Regions from separate parts of the Homo sapiens genome. Here region 2 is linked to region 1. A link is an interaction called in ENCODE POLR2A ChIA-PET data of the cell type or tissue named here. Cell type or tissue: B cell. All regions are shown on one strand.

Region 1 (4,000 bases):
AAGAATGGTGGGAAGCGTAGAGATTATCTGTTGGTAAGCCAGAGGCAGGAGGAAGAGGAGGAGGAGGAGGAGATAGTGGCGTCCCTCCTGCAGAAACCCCGCAGTGGAAGGACAAGATTGCAGGAGGAGTTAGAGACCAGTGGTCTAGTCCCCATCTGTCTTTGTGACCTTAGGCAAATCATTGAATCTCTTTGAAAGCCTTGTCTCCTTGCATGGCATATGGAGATTATAGTTGCTGTGAAAATAAAATAATCAGTTTTTAAAAATCCATAAAAATGAAAAATGGTATTTAAGGTTGAAGGCACTTGTATTTCTTTTTCTTTCTTTTTTTTTTTTTTGAGATGTAGTTTTGCTCTTGTCACCCAGGCTGGAGGTGCAGTGGCGTGATCTTGGCTCACCGCAACCTCCGCCACCCAGGTTCAAGCGATTCTCCCGCCTCAGCTTCCCGAGTAGCTGGGATTACAGGTTTGCACCACCACGCCTGGCTAAGTTTGTATTTTTAGTAGAGACAGGGTTTCACCATGTTGGTCAGGCTGGTCTCCAACTCCTGACCTCAGGTGATCTACCTGCCTCGGCCTCTCAGAGTGCTGGGATTACAGGTGTGAGCCACCACGCCCAGCCTAGGCACTCGTATTTCTTAGTCGGGAAAGAGAGGACAGGATATGTCCACCACACATTCACCAGTTCAGCATGTATTAACTACTGTGTGCCTGACTAAGCTTAGGTACTCAGTGTATTTTCATGTAAAGAAAAACAACATTTAAAACATTTAAGTGAGCACTGACCAAATCTAGCTTAGTTCAGAAAACCCTTTTTTTTTTTTTGAGACTGGGTCTTGCTCTGTTGCCCAGGTTGGAGTGCAGTGGTGCGATCACAGCTCACTGTAGCCTCGACCTCTCAGTCTCAAGTGATCCTCACTTTCTAAGTTTCCAACATTTTTTGGGCCAGGTACGGTAGCTCACACCTGCAATCCCAGCACTTTGGGAGGCAAAGGTGAGCAGATTGCTTGAGTTCAGGAGTTTGAGACCAGCCTGGGCTTTATGGAGACCTCATCTCTATAAAACAAATATAAAAACTAGCCAGGTGTGGTGGCGTGTGCCATTAGTTCCAGCTCCTCAGGAGGCTGAGGTAGGAGGACAGCTTGAATCTGGGAGGCAGAGGTTGTGGTGAGCTGAGATCGCACCACTGCACTCCAGTCTGGGCGACAGAGCGAGACCCTGTCTCAAAAACAAAATTTTTTTTGTAGAGATGGGGCCTCTATGTTGCCCAGGCTGGTCTCAAATTCCTAGGTTCAGGTGATCCTCCTGATTCGGCCTCCCAAATGGCCGGGATTATAGGCATGACCACTGTACCCGGCCTCAGCAGACCTTTGTAAAGCACTTCATGGGTGCCAGTCCTGCTGTTACAGTGCTAGGTAAATGCATAAAAATGCTCCATGAGGCATTCTGTGTTCTCAGGAAATTCAGACTGCCAGTTTCAGTCTGGAACGTGACACTTTATGAAGGAGGCAATAGAACAAAAAAAGGACAAATTACAGGATTAGTAATTATCAAAAGCTAATACCGAGGTCAGAATAGGACTCTTGTTCAGTTTACATGAGGAATTTAACCAAATGAGCTTCTGCAGAGAACCAGCATTAGGGTGGTGACCAGGCTGGGGTACATACATGTCATATCAGAAGTGACCTGAGACTGGGTGTGAGAAGCAGTGGCTGATTTGGACTACTGAAAGCAGAATTAAGAGTCTGGTGGCATTGGGGGGAGATTAGTGCTGTGGAAGTCCTGCTCAGAGTCTTTCTCATGATGGGTACATTTGGGAGGAGCTTAGCAGACATCAGAGGACCTGCAGAGAGTTGACACAGCGGGAGGAACCAGCTGCACTACCACTCATGTTCTTTTCCATCTTAGCATCTCGTGAGCATAATTCAGAATACACAGTTTGATTAAGTATGTGCAGATTCCATTCAGTTCATGAATTCATTCCCACAGTGTAGCCTAGCCCAAGTGTTAGCACTTCTTTACTTGTTTTTGTTGTTGTTGTTGTTTGTTTTTTTGAGACGGAGTTTCACTCTGTCGCCCAGGCTGGAGTGCAATGGTGCGATCTCTGCTCGCTGCAACCTCCGTCTCCCAGATTCAGGCAGTTCTTCTGCCCCAGCCTCCTGTGTAGCTGGGACTACAGGCACATGCCACCATACCTGGCTAATTTTTGTATTTTTAGTAGAGATGGGGTTTCACCATGTTGGTCAGGCTGGTCTTGAACTCTTGCCCTCAAAGGACCTGCGTGCCTTGGCATCTCAAGTGCTGGAATTACAGGCTGAGCCACTGCTCTTGGCCAAGCACTTCTTTTCTCATAGTCTTCTGCTAAGTATTTCCTTCTGTCAGCTGCCAGGCAGCAATAGTTTTCACATTTGTTTGTGGTTGTCCTCTAGAACTTGGCCTTTAGTGTGGTATGTGTAGGATTTTGTTGATTCCAAGGGAGGGTGAAAAATGCTGTGATCCCCAGAACCTGGGATGGCTGGGGTATGTTGTCTCTGAGGAATTTAATAACATTTTGTGGTCATTGCTGGAATCTTCCTAGACTCCTTTGATGGAAAGTAGGGACTCCAAGGGGAACTCCTGACTGGGCTTGCGGGCTGCCTTCTCAGAGCCCTACTTTATTAGTGATTTATTTCTCTTAATGGGCTATTAGAAATGACCACAAAAACTGAGGCCCCCACCCATACAATTTCTATCAGTTAAGACCCTGGAAATTCAGATTTAGAGGGAATTTTTAAAGAACTCCTGGGAGTGCTGATGCCCTGCTGGACTGGGAGCCTCTGGTCCAGTGGAAGCAGCACATTCCCTCCAGGAGCCCCAGTGCTTTAGGAATGCAGTTTCCCAGGCCCTGCCTCAGACCTGCCGACTCACAGTCAGCTCTCAGAGAGGCTGTTAGGTGATCATTGCGTTCATTTAAGTGTGAGAAGCACCGTGCAGGCTTTGGGTGAGAGAGTCGGGGTTCATACCTTGCCTCTCTTCTTTCCCAGCTGCATGAACTTGACCAAGTTATTTGGCCTTTCTGAACCAGGACCGTAGCACATAAAGTGAGTGCGATGGTGCAGGCCCCAGTTCCTCAGCCACAGTGCTGAAACCCCAGAGCCTCTGAAAATGGAATGTTTTTTCATAGATTTGGTGCCACTTGGCCTGAACTTATGTGAGGCTATTTATAATCTCTATTCCACTTAATATGAATATTTCATTATTTTACCACAGATGGTTAATTAACATGTTTCCTGTTCTTTTCCTTTTTTTTTTTTTTTTTTTTGAGAAGACTCTTGCTCTGTTGCCCAGGCTAGAATCAGTGGTGTGATCAAAGCTCTCTGCAGCCTTGAACTTCTGATCTCAAGAGATCTTCCCACCTCAGCCTCTCAAGTAGCGAGGACTACAGGCTTGTGCCGCCACACCCAGCTGATTTTTTAATTTAAATTTTGTAAAGAAAGGGTTCTGGCCGGGCGCGGTGGCTCACACCTGTAATCCCAGCACTTTGGGAGGCCAAGGCGGGCGGATCACGAGGTCAGGAGATCGAGACCACGGTGAAACCCCGTCTCTACTAAAAATACAAAAAATTAGCCGGGCGCAGTGGCGGGCGCCTGTAGTCCCAGCTACTCGGGAGGCTGAGGCAGGAGAATGGCGTAAACCCGGAAGGCGGAGCTTGCAGTGAGCGGAGATCGCGCCACGGCACTCCCGCCTGGGCGACAGAACGAGACTCCGTGTCTTCTCACTTTGTTACCTAGGCTAGTCTCAGACTCCTAGACTCAAGTGATCCTCCCACCTCGGCCTCCCAAAGTGCTGGGATTACAGTCAAGAGCCACCACACCCGGTGAATTAATGTGTTTTCTTATGGTTACTGCCTCAGACTTCCCTGGAGTGTTATATAATATATAATATATAAAATATGCGTACAATATTTCCTTTCTAAAATTCAAAAAATTCTGAACTCTGAAACACATCTGGCCTCGGTTTTG
Region 2 (4,000 bases), 59 kb before region 1:
ACACATTTAGTTGGGGGTGTACGTGGCTGCCAGGCCTTTCTTGGTAGCTGTCCTCTCCACGGCCCTCCAGGCTGCTGAGCCTCGGTCCTCTTGGTTGAATGCCTTGTTCATGAAGGAGATTCAGAATTGAAATGTGTTCCCCGCTCCCCACCCCTCATTCCTCTGGCCACATCCTCCTGGCCTTCCTGCCCCAGCCTACATTGGGCTGCAGCACCTTCCAGCTCTGTGAAGCTGAATCTTGCCTGGCTAGGAATCAGGGGCTTGGATTCTGTCCCTGAATCACTGTGCTGTGAGACAAGCCCCTCCCGCCCCTGGTGTTCTGTTTCTCCATTTGAGTGGGGCCGGCAAGAGCCAGGTACATGCCCTATCCCTTTGGATGCCCTGGTGAGGAGGTGGCCACTCAGCTGCCTCCCCAACCAAATGGCCGGTAGATCCACAGCTGCCTCCCACATCAGTTGAACTGGGATGGGGTGCGGGGCATATGGGGCTGGGGGAGGTTCCCAGCCTTTCTGGGAGTAGCCAGTAAGGACCGTGTCCCTGCAGGCCTGTCCCAGCAAAGTGCCCGGAGCTGCATGCTCTGCACAGCCCTTAGGCTTTCCTGGGACCCAGCAGGGTGGGGCGGGGATGCCTTGGGGGCAGCCAGCCTGAGGCAGGTTCCAAACCCTGCTCTGCAATGTGAGTCCTTCCAGTTGTTGAGTCCCTTCTTGGTAAAAGGAAATCGTGCCTTTGAGGCATTTGTCAGCAAAAGCATTTCTTGAGCCCCTGCAATGTAGCTTTGGGCAGGTGATGAGCAAGACAGACAGGGTTCCAGCCCTGAAGGACCCTGAATTCCAGTCGGGAGACAGAGAAATGGAAACATCCACACAGGGAGGGTAGCAGCAGGTTTCCTATGATTGGATTAGTTGGCTGAACTGTGCCACCATTCAAGCCTGGGGTGCTGGGATGGGCCAGGAGGTAACCCCAGGCCTCACCCCACCCTAGCCCAGAGACTCCCTCCCTGTGTAGAGTCCAGGAAGGCTTTGTCGGTGATTGATCTGACTTCCAGAGATGCCGAGCCCACCCTGCTAGGGGTCGTGATTCATCCGTGAGCCAAGTTTTACCACTCAGTGGTGGTCCAAGGCTTTCAACAGTGGGAAGGTAGGCCCTGGATGTGCCACATGAAGGCAGAGGCTGGCAGGGGCACTGTGACCTGCACCTTTCCACCTCCCCGCCCCAAAGCTGGATCGTGGTCTCTGAATGCCATTTCCCACGGAAAGGAACCATGTTCTTTGGAGAAGTGACTGGATTTCGCTATGGGAGGAAGGAAGTATACAAGGGGAGCCTGGGAATCTGATGCCAGAGATCAAAGAAGCACCCAAAATGATGGGGTCACGTCCGAGGGACTTGGGAGCCAAACTAAAGGACCTCCTACTGGCCTAACATGCCATTAAAAAAAAGGACATTGATCAAAACAGTAAAGATAAGAATACAAAAATTAATAATGATAGGTTTTTAAAAAATTTTTTTTTTCTTTTGAGATGGAGTCTCACTCTATCGCCAGGCTGGAGTGCAGTGGTGTGATCTCAGCTCACTGCAACCTCTGCCTCCCGGGTTCATGCCATTCTCCTGCCTCAGCCTCCTGAGTAGCTGGGACTACAGGTGCCCACCACACACCTGGCTAATTTTTGTATTTTTAGTAGAGATGGGGTTTCACCATGTTGGCCAGAATGGTCTCAGTCTCTTGACCTCGTGATCCACCCGCCTTGGTCTCCCAGAGTGCTGGGATTATAGGCGTGAACCACCCGCACCCAGACTAAAGTTTCATTTGAGACAGGGTCTCACTGTGGCCCAGGCTGGAGTGCAGTGGTGCGATCATGGTTCACTACAGCCTCGACCTCCCGGCTCAAGTGATCCTCCCACTTCAGTTCCCCTGCTAACCCGCCTACGAGTAGCTGGAAGTACAGGCACATGCCACTGTGACTGGCTAATTTTTAAATTTTTTGTGTGTGAGACAAGGTCTTGCTTTGTTGCCCAGGTTGGAGTGCAGTGGTGTAATCACGGTTCTCTGCAGCCTCAACCTCCTGGGCTCAAGCAGTCCTCCCACCTCTGCCTCCCAAGTAGCTGAGACTTACAGGCACAAATCACACCTGGCTAATTTTTTTTCTTTTAATTTTTTTTTGTAGAGACAGGATTTTGCCATGTTGTCCAGGCTGGTCTCGAACTCCTGAGCTCAAGAGTGCAGTGGCACAATCTCTGCTCACTGCAACCTCCATCTCCTGGGTTCAAGTGATTCTCCCACCGCAGCCTCCCAAGTAGCTGGGATTACAGGCATAAGCCACCGCGCCTGGCCAGCCCAGCTAAATTTTCAACTTTTTTTTGTAGAGACAGGGTCTTGCTACGTTGCCAGGGCTAGTCTGAAACTCCTGGCCTCAAGTCGTCCTCCCACCTTGGCCTCCCAAAGTGCTGGCAGTACAGGTATGAGTCACTGTGCCTGGCCCAAGAACTTAAGTACTTTTTTCAGTGCATGTCTGCTGTTGCTAAATTCTTTCCTTTAAAAAAAAAATCTGGCTGGGTGCAGTGGCTCACGTCTGTAATCCCAGCACTTTGGGAGGCTAGAGCAGATGGATCACCTGAGGTCAGGAGTTTGAGACCAGCCTGGCCAACATGGTGAAACCCCATCTCTACTAAAAATATAAAAATTAGCCAGGCATGGTGGCAGGTGCCTGTAATCCCAGATACTCAGGAAACTGAGGCAGAGGAATTGCTTGAACCCGGGAGGCGGAGGTTGCAGTGAGCAGAGATTGCACCATTGCACTCCAGCGTAGGCAACAGAGCAAGACTCCATCTCAAAAAAAAAAGCCAAAAAAAAAAAAACTAAAGTCATCATTATTTTGCATTTATATTTGATAGATGTAAAATATAAATTTTCTGTTTGTAAAATATTAGGGTTTTATTTTTGTCTTCTGGCACATTAAGGATGTAATTCCATTGTCTTCTAGCTTCCATAGTTTTAAGCAAAAGTCAACACACAACCATTTTACTTCTCTGAAAATAACATTACTTTTTTTTTTTTTTTTTTTTTTCTGAGACAGAGTCTCGCTCTGTCTCCCAGGCTGGAGTGCCGTGGTGCAATCTCAGCTCACTGCAAACTCTACCTCCTGAGTTCAAGCAATTCTCCTGCCTCAGCCTCCTAAGTAGCTGGGATTACAGGCATGCACCACCACACCCAGCTAATTTTTGTATTTTTAGTAGAGGTGGGGTTTCACTGTGTTGGTCAGGCTCGTCTCAAACTCCTGACCTCGTGATCCACCTGCCTTGGCCTCCCAAAGTGCTGGGATTACAGGCGTGAGCCACCGCGCCCAGCCAACATTCCTTTTTTCTCTGGCTGTTTTAAATTTTTTTTCTTTGTCTAGGGCTTTCATCTAGTTGATGATGATTGCCTGGATGTGGCTTTGCATTTGTTCTGCTTCATTATGCTCCTGGGGGGTTCACTGAGCTGCTCAACTCTGTGAGTTGGTGCCTTTCATTTATTATTATTATATTTTAGAGAGATAGGGTCTTGCTTCATCACCCAGACTGGAGGGCAGTGGCACAATCAGGGCTCACTGCAGCCTTGATCTCCTGGGCTCAAGTGATCCTCCCATCTCAGCCTCCCAAGTAGCTGGGGCTAGAGGCACGTGCCACCATGCTCAGCAAATTTTAAATTTTTTGTAGAGACAGTGTTTCACCATGTTGCTCAGGCTGGTGTTGAACTCCTGGGCTCAAGAGATCCACCTGCCTTGACCTCCCAAAGTTCTGGGATTACAGGCATGAGTCGCTGCATCCAGCTGAGTTGATATATTTATTTATTTATTTTGAGATGGAATCTCACTCTGTTGCCCAGGCTGGAGTGCAATGGCATGATCTTGGCTCACTGCAACCTCCGCCCACCGGGTTCAAGCAATTCTCCTGCCTCAGCCTCCTGTGTACCTGGGATTATAGGCACCCGCCAGCATGCCTGGCTAATTTTTTTTTTTTTTTT

What was found. ChIA-PET counts read pairs that join two places held together with the same protein. Peaks named below come from ENCODE experiments on the same cell type or tissue, not always from the same donor. Only the 100,000 strongest peaks of a DNase experiment are listed, where the experiment ranks them.
Region 2: POLR2A ChIA-PET joins it to region 1 with 12 read pairs; 7 of 35 experiments call an interaction of 5 or more read pairs at or near these places.

The regions. Positions count from the first base shown.
Region 1 is chr14:102,797,416-102,801,415 of GRCh38, forward strand. All of the region lies in intron 1 of TRAF3 (TNF receptor associated factor 3), which reads left to right. Among named protein-coding and RNA genes, the nearest start is that of TRAF3, 22 kb to the left of the region's middle. RefSeq lists an enhancer at 1,403-1,452. In B cell, no CTCF peak of the experiment used is centred here; no DNase peak of the experiment used is centred here; H3K27ac peaks cover 2,389 bases.
Region 2 is chr14:102,738,659-102,742,658 of GRCh38, forward strand. No RefSeq gene overlaps it. Among named protein-coding and RNA genes, the nearest start is that of TRAF3, 37 kb to the right of the region's middle. In B cell, no CTCF peak of the experiment used is centred here; no DNase peak of the experiment used is centred here.